Linked DNA regions of Homo sapiens: region 1 is linked to region 2. A link is an interaction called in ENCODE POLR2A ChIA-PET data of the cell type or tissue named here. Cell type or tissue: A673. All regions are shown on one strand. Each heading gives the region's core, and the rest is flanking DNA. Links, peaks and the distances in the headings are about the cores only. Region 1 overlaps MEI1 (meiotic double-stranded break formation protein 1). Region 2 overlaps MEI1 (meiotic double-stranded break formation protein 1).

The links. Peaks named below come from ENCODE experiments on the same cell type or tissue, not always from the same donor. Only the 100,000 strongest peaks of a DNase experiment are listed, where the experiment ranks them.
Region 1: POLR2A ChIA-PET joins it to region 2 with 7 read pairs; 7 of 35 experiments call an interaction of 5 or more read pairs at or near these places.

Annotation. Positions count from the first base shown.
Region 1 is chr22:41,765,872-41,771,251 of GRCh38, reverse strand. It overlaps MEI1 (meiotic double-stranded break formation protein 1), which reads right to left. Exons shown (of 31, transcript NM_152513.4): 20 at 291-566. Among named protein-coding and RNA genes, the nearest start is that of CCDC134, 32 kb to the left of the region's middle. In A673, for the core only: no CTCF peak of the experiment used is centred there; a DNase peak (open chromatin) is centred at 2,581.
Region 2 is chr22:41,712,903-41,718,282 of GRCh38, reverse strand. MEI1 (meiotic double-stranded break formation protein 1) reads right to left here. Exons shown (of 31, transcript NM_152513.4): 4 at 4,208-4,281; 5 at 2,137-2,242; 6 at 9-212. Among named protein-coding and RNA genes, the nearest start is that of MEI1, 16 kb to the right of the region's middle. In A673, for the core only: no CTCF peak of the experiment used is centred there; no DNase peak of the experiment used is centred there.

The DNA of each region.
Region 1 (5,380 bases), core at 310-5,309, 53 kb before region 2:
AGGGGATGGTGACTAAGATCTGCATTTCATAGTGTCATCCCCTGGGGGGAAGAGAGGCACACATCTCTCAGTTGGTAGACTTCCATTAGACTTAGGAAAGAGTATGGATTTACAGAAACTAGGCACCTACAAGTAGAAGAGACCACCACCCCTCCAACTCACATGCAGACAGTGATAAGTCTGGAGGTGGGCTGAAGCAGATGTGGGTGCCTCCTGACCTCAGTAAACCGGCTCTCAGAGAGAGAAGGCCCACGATTTCTGAATGTAGAAATGAATGAGTGGTTGCCTACCAGCAAGATGAGCAGGATGCTGGGGATGCTTCTGAGCAACTGGAACAGGACTACTAAGCTGGCAGGAAGGGCGGGCTGCCCAGCAGAGGTGACATCATCCAGTTCCTCATAGCTGCTCTCTTCCCAGAAGAACCAAAGTTCCAGGACACGGTGCCCATACCTACTCATGAGCTCTGGATACAACAGAAAGAACCTGAGCAGGAGCGGATGGTGAGTATAGACTAGCTGCAGGTCTGGGATGCCTTCTAGGAATTTTCTGATTGCACTGACCATAGTCTGGAGGCAAAACAAAGAAAGGAGGTAAATACACCTTGCAGAGGACCCAAGAGACCCCAACATGGCCAAGAGATGACTAGGAAAAATGTACTGTCATCTCAGTATTCCAGGACACCTTGGCTAGCTCATCCCAAGGCACTTTAGTGAGAAAATACCACTGTACTTACCTTATAACAGAAGTTATCAACTAGGGGTGATTTTGTCCCCATGGGACATTTGGTAAAGTCTGGAGACATTTTTTACTATCTTGATTGGGGGAATGCTATTGGGATCTAGTAGGGAGAGAGTGGGGATGCTGCTAAATATCCTACAAAGCTTATCACACAAGAATGATCTGGTGCAAAATATTAATAGTGCCGAGGTCAAGAAACCCAGCTTGATGATGGTACCACAGTGGGTTGTAATTGTCAGTGTGCATGTCTACTTCCCACACTAGACTGAAAGCTGCTTGAGGGTAGGGACTGTGGCAGATTAATCTGTGCACTTAGCATAGGGCCTGGCACAGAAGGGGTGAAGGGGAGATATGTTGAATAATTTCTTTTTTTTTTTCTGAGACAGAGTTTCGCTCCTGTTGCCCAGGCTGGAGTGCAATGGCATGATCTCGGCTCACCGCAACCTCTGCCTCCCGGGTTCAAGTGATTCTCCTGCCTCAGCCTCCTGAGTAGCTGGGATTACAGGCATGTGCCACCATGCCCGGCTAATTTTGTATTTTTAGTAGAGACGGAGTTCCTCCATGTTGGTCAGGCTGGTTTCAAACCCCTGACCTCAGGTGATCTGCCCGCCTTGGCCTCCTAAAGTGCTGGGATTACAGGTGTGAGCCACCGTGCCCGGCCTTGTTGAATAATTTCTTACTCCTCACAAACCTACCTCTTCCCATTGCATTCCCATAACAATGTTCAAATTTCTTAGTATGAGGCTGGGCGTGGGGGCTCATGCCTGTAATCCCAGCACTTTGGGAGGCTGAGGTGGGCGGATCACCTGAGGTCGGGAGTTTGAGACCAGCCTGGCCAACATGGAGAAACTCCGTCTCTACTAAAAATAAAAAATTTGCCGGGCATAATGGCACATGCCTGTAATCCCAGCTACTTGGGAGGCTGAGGCAGGAGACTCACTTGAACCCGGGAGGCAGAGGTTGTGGTGAGCCAAGATCACGCCATTGCACTCTAGCCTGGGTAACAAGAGTGAAACTCCATCTCAAAAAAAAAAAAATTCCTTAATATGCTATTATATGGGTTTTACAGTTTTGGCTCATTTAGGTCTTTCACTCATTGTGAGTTCATTTTTGTGTATGATATGAGTTAAGAGTCCAACTTCATTCTTTTGCATGTGTATATCTAGTTGTTCCTGAAAATTTTCTGAAAAGACAAATCTTCCCCCATTGAATTATCTTGGCATCCTCATCAAAAATTGACCATAAATGTATGGGTTTACTTCTGGACTCTCAATTCTATTTCATTGATCTATATGTCTACTCCTATGTCAGTACCACACTATCCTGATTACTATAGTTTTTTGCTAAGTTCCAAAATAAAAAAGGTATGAGTCTTCCAACTTTGTTCTTTTTTTTCAAGATTGTTTTGACTATTTTGCATTTCCATATGAATTTTAGGTTCAGCTTATTCATTTTTGCAAAAAAGTACAATTGGGATTTTGATACAGATTGCATTGAATCTACCGATCAATTTGGAGAGCACTGCCATCTTAAACTATTAAGTCTTCCAATTCATGAATGCAGTCTGTTAATTTAGATTTTTAATTAAGAAAAAAACTAGAGAAAAACAGTAATGTTTTGAAATTTTCACTATATAAGTTGATATGATTTGGATTTGTGTCCCCGCCCAAATCTCATGTCCAAATTATAATCCTCAGTGTTGGAGGAGGAGCCTGGTGGGAGGTGACTGGATCATGGGGGTGGACCTCCCCGTTGCTGTTCTTGTGATACTGAGTGAATTCTCATGAGCTCTGGTTGTTTTAAAGTTTGTAGCACCTCCCTTTTCACTCTCTTCCTCCTTCTCCAGCCATATAAGATATGCCAGCTTCCCCTTTGCTTTCTGCCATGACTGTAAGATTCCTGAGACCTCCTCAGCCATGCTTCCTGTATAGCCTGTGAAACTGTGAGTCACATAAATCTCTTGTCTTTATAAATTACTCAGTCTCTGGTAGTTCTTTATAAGAATGCGAGAACTGACTAACACAAAGTCCTTATACTTTGTTAAGTTATATTCCCAAGTATTTAATTTCTTGATGCTATTGTAAATGGAATTGTTCCCTTAATTTCATTTTTTTTTTTTTTTTGGGAGACAGGGTCTCACTATGTCACCCAGACTGGAATGCAGTGGCGCAATCTCAGCTCACAGCTCACTGCAACCTCCGCCTCCAGGATTCAAGCAATTCTCCTGCCTCAGCCTCCCGAGTAGCTGGGACTACAGGCGCATGCCGCCACGCCCAGCTAATTTTTTGTATTTTAGTAGAGACAGGGTTTCACCATGTTGCCCAGGCTGCTCTCAAACTCCTGAGCTCAGTCAATCCGCCCGCCTCGGCCTCCCAAAGTGCTAGGATTACAGGCGTGAGCAACTGCGCCCGGCCTAATTTCATTTTCAAGCATGTTAATAAAGACTTAAGTCTACCTTTTCAGCTCCTCTCTATTCTACCTCCCATATGACTTAGCTAAGGCACATTAAGCTAGGCTTCCTTCCTTGAATGGATAGATTGGGCATCTTCCCACTTCTGTACATTAAATCATACTCTGCTCTCAGCTTCAAAGTTCTCCCTTCACCTCCTCCATCTCCTCCACAAAGCCTCTCCTGATGCTATATAATGCTTTGCTGGTTCTTGACCAGTCCCCCAGCTCCAGGAGAGCACTCATTACTGTAGCTGCCTGACCCATAGGAGATCTTTTTGTCTCTCCTGACAAACTTGTGTTCTCTGAGGGCAAGGAACTTGTTTGATTCATTTCAGACCTGACAGGGCCCCACATGGTACCTAGCTCATGTCAAGTGGTCAATCCACATTGGTTGAGTAGCTGAAATGTTGAGAAGCAAATAAAAAATCATCGGCATAGAGTTGTGTTCAACAGCTTAGGAAATGCTGATCAAACTGCAATGAAGTTGCTGAAAAGGAAGAGTTTCCAGGCATAAGTAAGGCCTGACACTCTGAAATATCCATCCCCACAGAGACACCCACACTCTGGCTATTGGGGATCCTCAGACACATACCTTAACACACATCAGTGTGTATCTCCTCCACTGCTTCCACAAAGGCTCAAAGACCATGAGAATCAGAAAGGATCTCAGAGATAACTCTGCCCAAGGCCCAGAAAGGGAAGGAGATCTCGCCAGGAAGGCCCAGAACATTAGCAACAGAACGAGAATGTGGACCCAGGAGTCCTGCCTTTCTGCACAATGCATGTATACAAGGTTACCCTGCTTCTACATAAAGGGCATTCACAGGTAAATGGTACCAAGGAAGCCTTTTCATAAAGATACCACATAAAGAAGGTGACATCAGAGACAGAAGCCAAGGAAAGGCCTGGGAGCTAGCAGGCAAATTTTATGGGGAAGACGTCCACGAGCCTCCTGAAGGTGCCCCTTGCAGCACTACCTCATCTAGGCAGTCCCATTGCTCACCAAGGACCTCAGTGACCATGGAGGGTGCTCCTCTACCCACACCTCTTTAGCCCAACCAGCTGCCCAGAACAAAGAGCTTCCCTGCCTCCAGTAGCTTGATGGTCCCTGTTCTGCCTTCTAAACTCTTTCACCTCCCTTCTAACCTTTCTTTTCACTCTAATCAGAACAACTTCCTGATAAACTAGGGCAACGTGAATCTACACGAGTAATTCTCAAAAATAATACTGGAGACAGGAGCAGTGGCTCACACCTGTAATCCTAGCACTTTGGGAGGCTAAGGCAGGGGGATTGCCTGAGCCCAGGAGTTTGAGACCAGTCCGTCTCTACAGGAAATAAAAATAATTAGCCAGGCATATGCAGTGGTGCATGCCTGTGGTACCAGCTACTCAGGAAGCTGAGGTGGGAATATTGCTTGAGCTCAGGAGGTCAAGCCTGCAGGGAGTTGTGATCACACCACTGCACTCCAGTCTGGGTGACAGAGCAAGACCCTGTCTCGAAAAATAATAATAATATTGAGTAAAATGAATAATAAAAAGAAAGAAAACGTCCATACAGTAGAATTCCAACTAAAAAATATAGAAGGAATTGTAAGCCAGGCACGGTGGCTCACACCTGTAATCCCAGCACTTTGGAAGGCTGAGGCGGGTGGATCAGAAGGTCAGGAGTTCGAGACCAGCCTGGCCAACATGGTGAAACCCTGTCTCTACTAAGAACACAAAAATTAGCCAGGCATGGTGGCACGCACCTGTAATCCCAGCTACTTGGGGCACTGAGGCAGGATAATTGCTTGAACCCGAGGCAGAGGTTGCAGTGAGCAGAGATCGCGCCACTGCACTCCAGCTTGGGCGACAGAGCAAAACTCTGTCTCAAAAAACAAAAACCGTATGGCCGGCACGGTGGCTCATGCCTGTAATCCCAGCACTTTGGGAGGCCGAGGCGGGCAGATCAAGACCATCCTGGCTAATACGGTGAAACCCCGTCTCTACTAAGAAATACAAAAAATTAGTCAGGCATGGTGGCGGGTGCCTGTAATCCCAGCTACTCAGGAGGCTGAGGCAGGAGAATGGTATGAACCCGGGAGGCGGAGGTTGCAGTGAGCCGAGATCACGCCACTGCACTCTCTAGCCTGGCGACAGAGCAAGACTCCGTCTAAAAAAAAAAAAAAAAAAAAAAAAAGAACATTTTGGT
Region 2 (5,380 bases), core at 309-5,308:
TGTCTTACCCAAGCAGTTAATCTGCAGCTCCTTTGTCTGGGCACCATCCAGGATGGAAAGGAAGAGGGGAAAAAGCTTCTCACGGAAGTGTCCTGAAAGCATCTCAGCTGCCACTGGTGAGGAGTATAGCTTCCCATAAAGGTAACAGACAGAAGCTTGTATGCCCTCACTGGGGTATACTAAGCCTCTCAACAGATGCTCCATCAGGTTGCCTGTCCAGAAAACAACCAAGGAGCCAAGGGAAATTTCACAATGTCAACTGCTATATGAAACTCCAATCTATTATTCCTAACGGGGTAGTAATGGTAAGTCCCTATAATCCCCCACAAAAAATGCTTTCTGCATGCTTAATCTAAAGGCAAAACCAAACTGGGCACAGTAACTCACACCTGTAATCCCAGCACTTGGGAAGGCCAAGGCAGAAGGATCACCTAAGGTCAGGAGTTCGAGACCAGCCTGGCCAACAAGACGAGACCCAGCATCTACTAAAAATACAAAAATTAGCCGGGCATGCTGGCACACGCCTGTAATCCCAGCTACTTGAGAAGCTGAGGCAGGAGAATCGCTGAAACCCACGAGGCAGAGGTTGCAGTGAGCCGAGATCATGCCACCACACTCCAGCCTAGGCAACAGAGCGAGACTCCAACTCAAAAAAAAAAAAAAAGAAAAGAAAAAAGAAAAAGAAAGCCAGGTGCAGTGGCTCATTCCTGAAATCTCAGCACTTTGGGAGGCCAAGGTGGGAGGATCACTTGAGACCAGCAGGTTGAGACCAACCTGCTCTACATAGTGAGATCTGGTCTCTAAAAAATAATAATAATTAGGCTGGGCATGGTGCCTCATGGCTGTAATCCCACCACTTTGGGAGGCCGAGGTGGGCAGATCACTTGAAGTCAGGAGTTCAAGACCAGTCTGGCCAACATGGCGAAACCCCACCTCTACTAAAAATACAAAAATTAGCCTGGTGTTGTGGCGGACGCCTATAATCCCAGCTACTCAGGAGGCTGAAGCAGGAAAATCACTTGAACCTGGGAGGCAGAGATTTCAGTAAGCCAAGATCATGCCACTGCGCTGTAGCCCGGTTCTGTCTCAAAAAATTATTATTATTATTATTAATTTTTTTAAAAAGGGGAAACCAACTTAAAGAAGTTATTTACCCTTTGGTAAATCCTCTGGGAGATATTTATTTGCATTTCACTGACAGAAAAAAGTGCTTCTATATTCCAGAATTCCTCCTTCCATCCAAAAGGAAGGTTCATAGTAGGTACTTAATTAATTTGTGTTAAAGAATGAATGGAGCCGGGCGTGGTGGCTCACACCTGTAATCCCAGCACTTTGGGAGACTGAGGCGGGTCCAACAGCAGGTCAGGAGATCGAGACCATCCTGGCTAACATGGTGAAACTCCGTCTCTACTAAAAATACAAAAAATTAGCCAGGCATGGTGGCAGGCGCCTGTAGTCCAAGCTACTCGGGAGGCTGAGGCAGTAGAATGGCGTGAACCCGGGAGGCAGAGCTTGCAGTGAGCCGAGATCGCGCCACTGCACTCCAGCCTGGGCAACAGAGCAAGACTCGTCTCAGGGAAAAAAAAAAAAAAAAAAGAATGAATGGAAGGCCAGCGTGGTGGCTCACGCCTGTAATCCCAGCACTTTGGGAGGCTGAGGCAGGCGGATCACCTGAGGTTGGGAGGTCAAGACCAGCCTGACCAACATGGAGAAACCCCGTCTCTACCAAAAATACAAAATTAGTCCAGCGTGGTGGCACATGCCTGTAATCCCAGCTACTCGGGAGGCTGAGGTAGGAGAATCGCTTGAACCCGGGAGGTGGAGGTTGCAGTGAGTCGAGATTGCGCCATTGCACTCCAGCCTGGGCAACAAGAGCAAGACTCCGTCTCAAAAAAAAAAAAAAAAAAAAAAAAAAAAAAAAAAAAAAGAATGAATGGAAATAGTCCAAGAATAGAGTCAAAAAACTGACCTTTTTCAAATTGACCGACATACAGTACATTTTGCAGACGGGGAAACTGAAGGCTAAAGCAGGAAAGTAATGACTTCCCAGGTGTACAGAGTGAATGGGACACCCAAATGGCAGTATGATAAAAGCAGGTAAAAGGGTAGTGGCAGCTCCTCCCACAGGTCACTCACCATGCTCCATTACAAGCTCGTCTGCCAGAGCAGGGATGGCATCCACCAACTTGCCAAGAAGGGTCAGGGTGGCCAGGCTGCCTCGCATGGAGGGCATGTTACACAGCTACAGAAAGTGAATATGCTCCATTCTGTCAATTAGGATCAGGACAGATCTTCCACCAAAACTGATCTTTCCCTACCCACACCAATGCCTGTATTGCATGTGTCTCTCACCACAGTCAGCAATCAGCTTTTTTAGCTTAGTGTCCAGCTCCCCCACTGGACTGGGAACTCCCAGAGGAAAGGGACTGAGTCCTCTCAGAGTCCTCAGTACCTAGCTCAGTGCATGTTTGTTAAACTGAATTAAAATCTACATATTTTGCCTCCATAGAACCAGAAGTTGGGGGACAAAAGTTTGAAATGTCATAAAGACAGAACACTGACTCGATGCAAAAAAAAAAAATTATTGTTGGCCAGGCGTGGTGGCTCACGCTGTAATCCCAGCATTTTGGGAGGCCGAGGCGGGCGGATCACGAGGTCAGGAGATCGAGACCATCCTGGCTAACACAGTGAAACCCCGTCTCTACTAAAAGTACAAAAAATTAGCCGGGTGTGGTGGGAGGCGCCTGTAGTCCCAGCTACTCGGGAGGCTGAGGCAGGAGAATGGCGTGAACCCGGGAGGCGGAGCTTGCAGTGAGCCAAGATTGCGCCACTGCACTCCAGCCTGGGAAACAGTGAAAGACTCCGTCTCAAAAAAAAAAAAAAAATTATTGTTATCATAGTTATTATAGCTCCTATTACTGAACATTCTCTGTATACCAGGCACTATGCTTCATGCTTTACAGGGAGAGTCAATAGTCCATATTTTACCTTTTCTATTGACTAGCTAGTCATACCACTTTTGGCAAGATTCTTAACTCTGGTGGGAAATAATAATAGTAACAGCTTTATAGGGTTGTTGATAGGGCTGAATGAGATATTACATATAAACCACCTCATACAATCCCTAGCCCATAGAAAGTGCTCAATAAATGTTAAGTGGCATCATCTCATCATAATCATAAGCACTGATATATATAATTATAAATTCAATCTGACATATTAATCATATGTAAAATAACTATGATATAATTGAAATATAATTTATAATGAAATGTTCTTGATGGTTTTAACAAGATAAACATTTGTTTTCCTTCTGCAAATTAAATAAAAAGTTATTCTGATATTATTCCTCAGTCTTAAATACAACACAAAAGCTGCTCTTTAACTGATATTTTTTTTTTTTAGATGGAGTCTTGCTTTGTCACCCAGGCTGGGGTGCAGTGGTGCGATCTCAGCTCACTGCAAACTCCACCTCCTGGGTTCATGCAATTCCCCTGCCTCAGCCTCCCCAGTAGCTGGGATTACTTGCATGCACCACCACGCCCAGCTAATTTTTTTTTTTTTTTGTATTTTTAGTAGAGACGGGGTTTCACCATAATGGCCAGGCTGATCTCGAACTCCTGACCTCAAGTGATCCACCCACCTCAGCCTCCCAAAGTGCTGGGATTACAGGTGTGAGCCATTGTGCCTGGCTAACTAATTTCTTTGACTACACTGAAGAAAGCAGATTAAACATACCATATCCACTCAATGCTTACCTCAGATAGAAGCAAACGCCTTCAGTACAAAGTAAGCTGATAGAACCAAACACCTTCAGTACTAAGTAATGTATACAATTCAAAATTAAATAAAACCACCAAAACAAGACATAGAGAACATATTTCCTTGACAACTTCATCAAGGAAATCTGTATTATAATTAGGAAGTCACGGAAAATGAACCATGGGATGATTATGCCAGAAAGATGGCACTTCATTGCATGGAGGTAACATTTGGGAGATTGAAAGGGGAAAGAAGAAAGCTGTAAAGAACACTGGAGCATGATCAGTGGACCCAGGCCTTAGCTCTGACTCTGCCACCAACTCAGTGACCTCAGGAAAGCTCCTTTTCCTCCCTGGACTTCAATCTCTCATTTGTTCAAAGGGTTGACCCAGCTCTGACATCTGAGGATTCTGAGAGACTCAAGAACCCATAGCTATTTTCTGACCTCTTTGTGGCACTCATCCAGCAGGCAACGGATAGTCTGCTCCAGCTTCAGCTGCGTTGTGATCTGAATAAGGACTGAACAGACACAACAGTATTACTAACCAGGAGGCACCCCCAACCCAGAGTCCACCTTCCATGGCCCTTCTACTCAATCAGTGCAGGATAGTGATTTGCCTGGGCTAATTGGTATTATACTTTTCTATTTCTTCCATTTAACTATGTGTGCACAGGCCAGGCACAGTGGCTCACATCTGTAATCCCAGCACTTTGGGAGGCCGAGGCAGGCGGATCACCTGAGGTGAGGAATTTGAGACCAGCCTGACCAACATGGAGAAACCTCGTCTCTATTAGAAAAACAAAATTAGCCGGACATGGAGGTGCAGGCCTGTAATCCCAGCTACTCGGGAGGTTGAGGCAGGAGAATTGCTTGAACCCGGCAGGCGGAGGTTGTAGTGAGCCAAGATCGTGCCATTGCACTCCAGCATGGGCAACGAGAGCAAAAACTCTGTCTCAAAAACAAAACAAAACAAAACAAAAAAACAACTATGTGTGCACATCTAAACTAAAGGAGTTCTGGCTTCTTTTTTTTTTTTCTTTTGATTTTGCTTTTGCTTTGTTTAGAGACAGGGTCATCCAGGCTAAAGTGCAGTGGTGTGATCATAGCTCACTGCAGCCTTGAACTCCTGGGCTCAAGCAATCCTCCCACTCAGGCTCTCAAGCAGCTGGGACTACAGGTACATGCCACTATGCCTGGCTAATTTTTTAATTTTTTTGTAGGGACAGGGTCTGTACTGCCCAGGGTAATCTCAAATGCCTGGGCTTCAGCAGTCCTCCTGCCTGTCTCCCAAAGTGCTGGGATAATAGGTGTGAGTCACCATGCCTGGCCTTCTTTGATTTATTATCAGTGGTTCTCAACTCAGGCTGCACATTAGACTCACCTAGGAAGCTTTAAAAAAATTCTAATGCCCAGCCGGGCGCGGTGGCTCACGCATGTAATCCCAGCGCTTTGGGAGGCCGAGATGGGCGGATCACGAGGTCAGGAGATGGAGACCATCCTGGCTAACACGGTGAAACCCCGTCTCTGCTAAAAATACAAAAAAATTAGCCAGGTATGGTGGCAGGCATCTGTGGTCCCAGCTACTCAGGAGGCTGAGGCAGGAGAATGGCATGAATC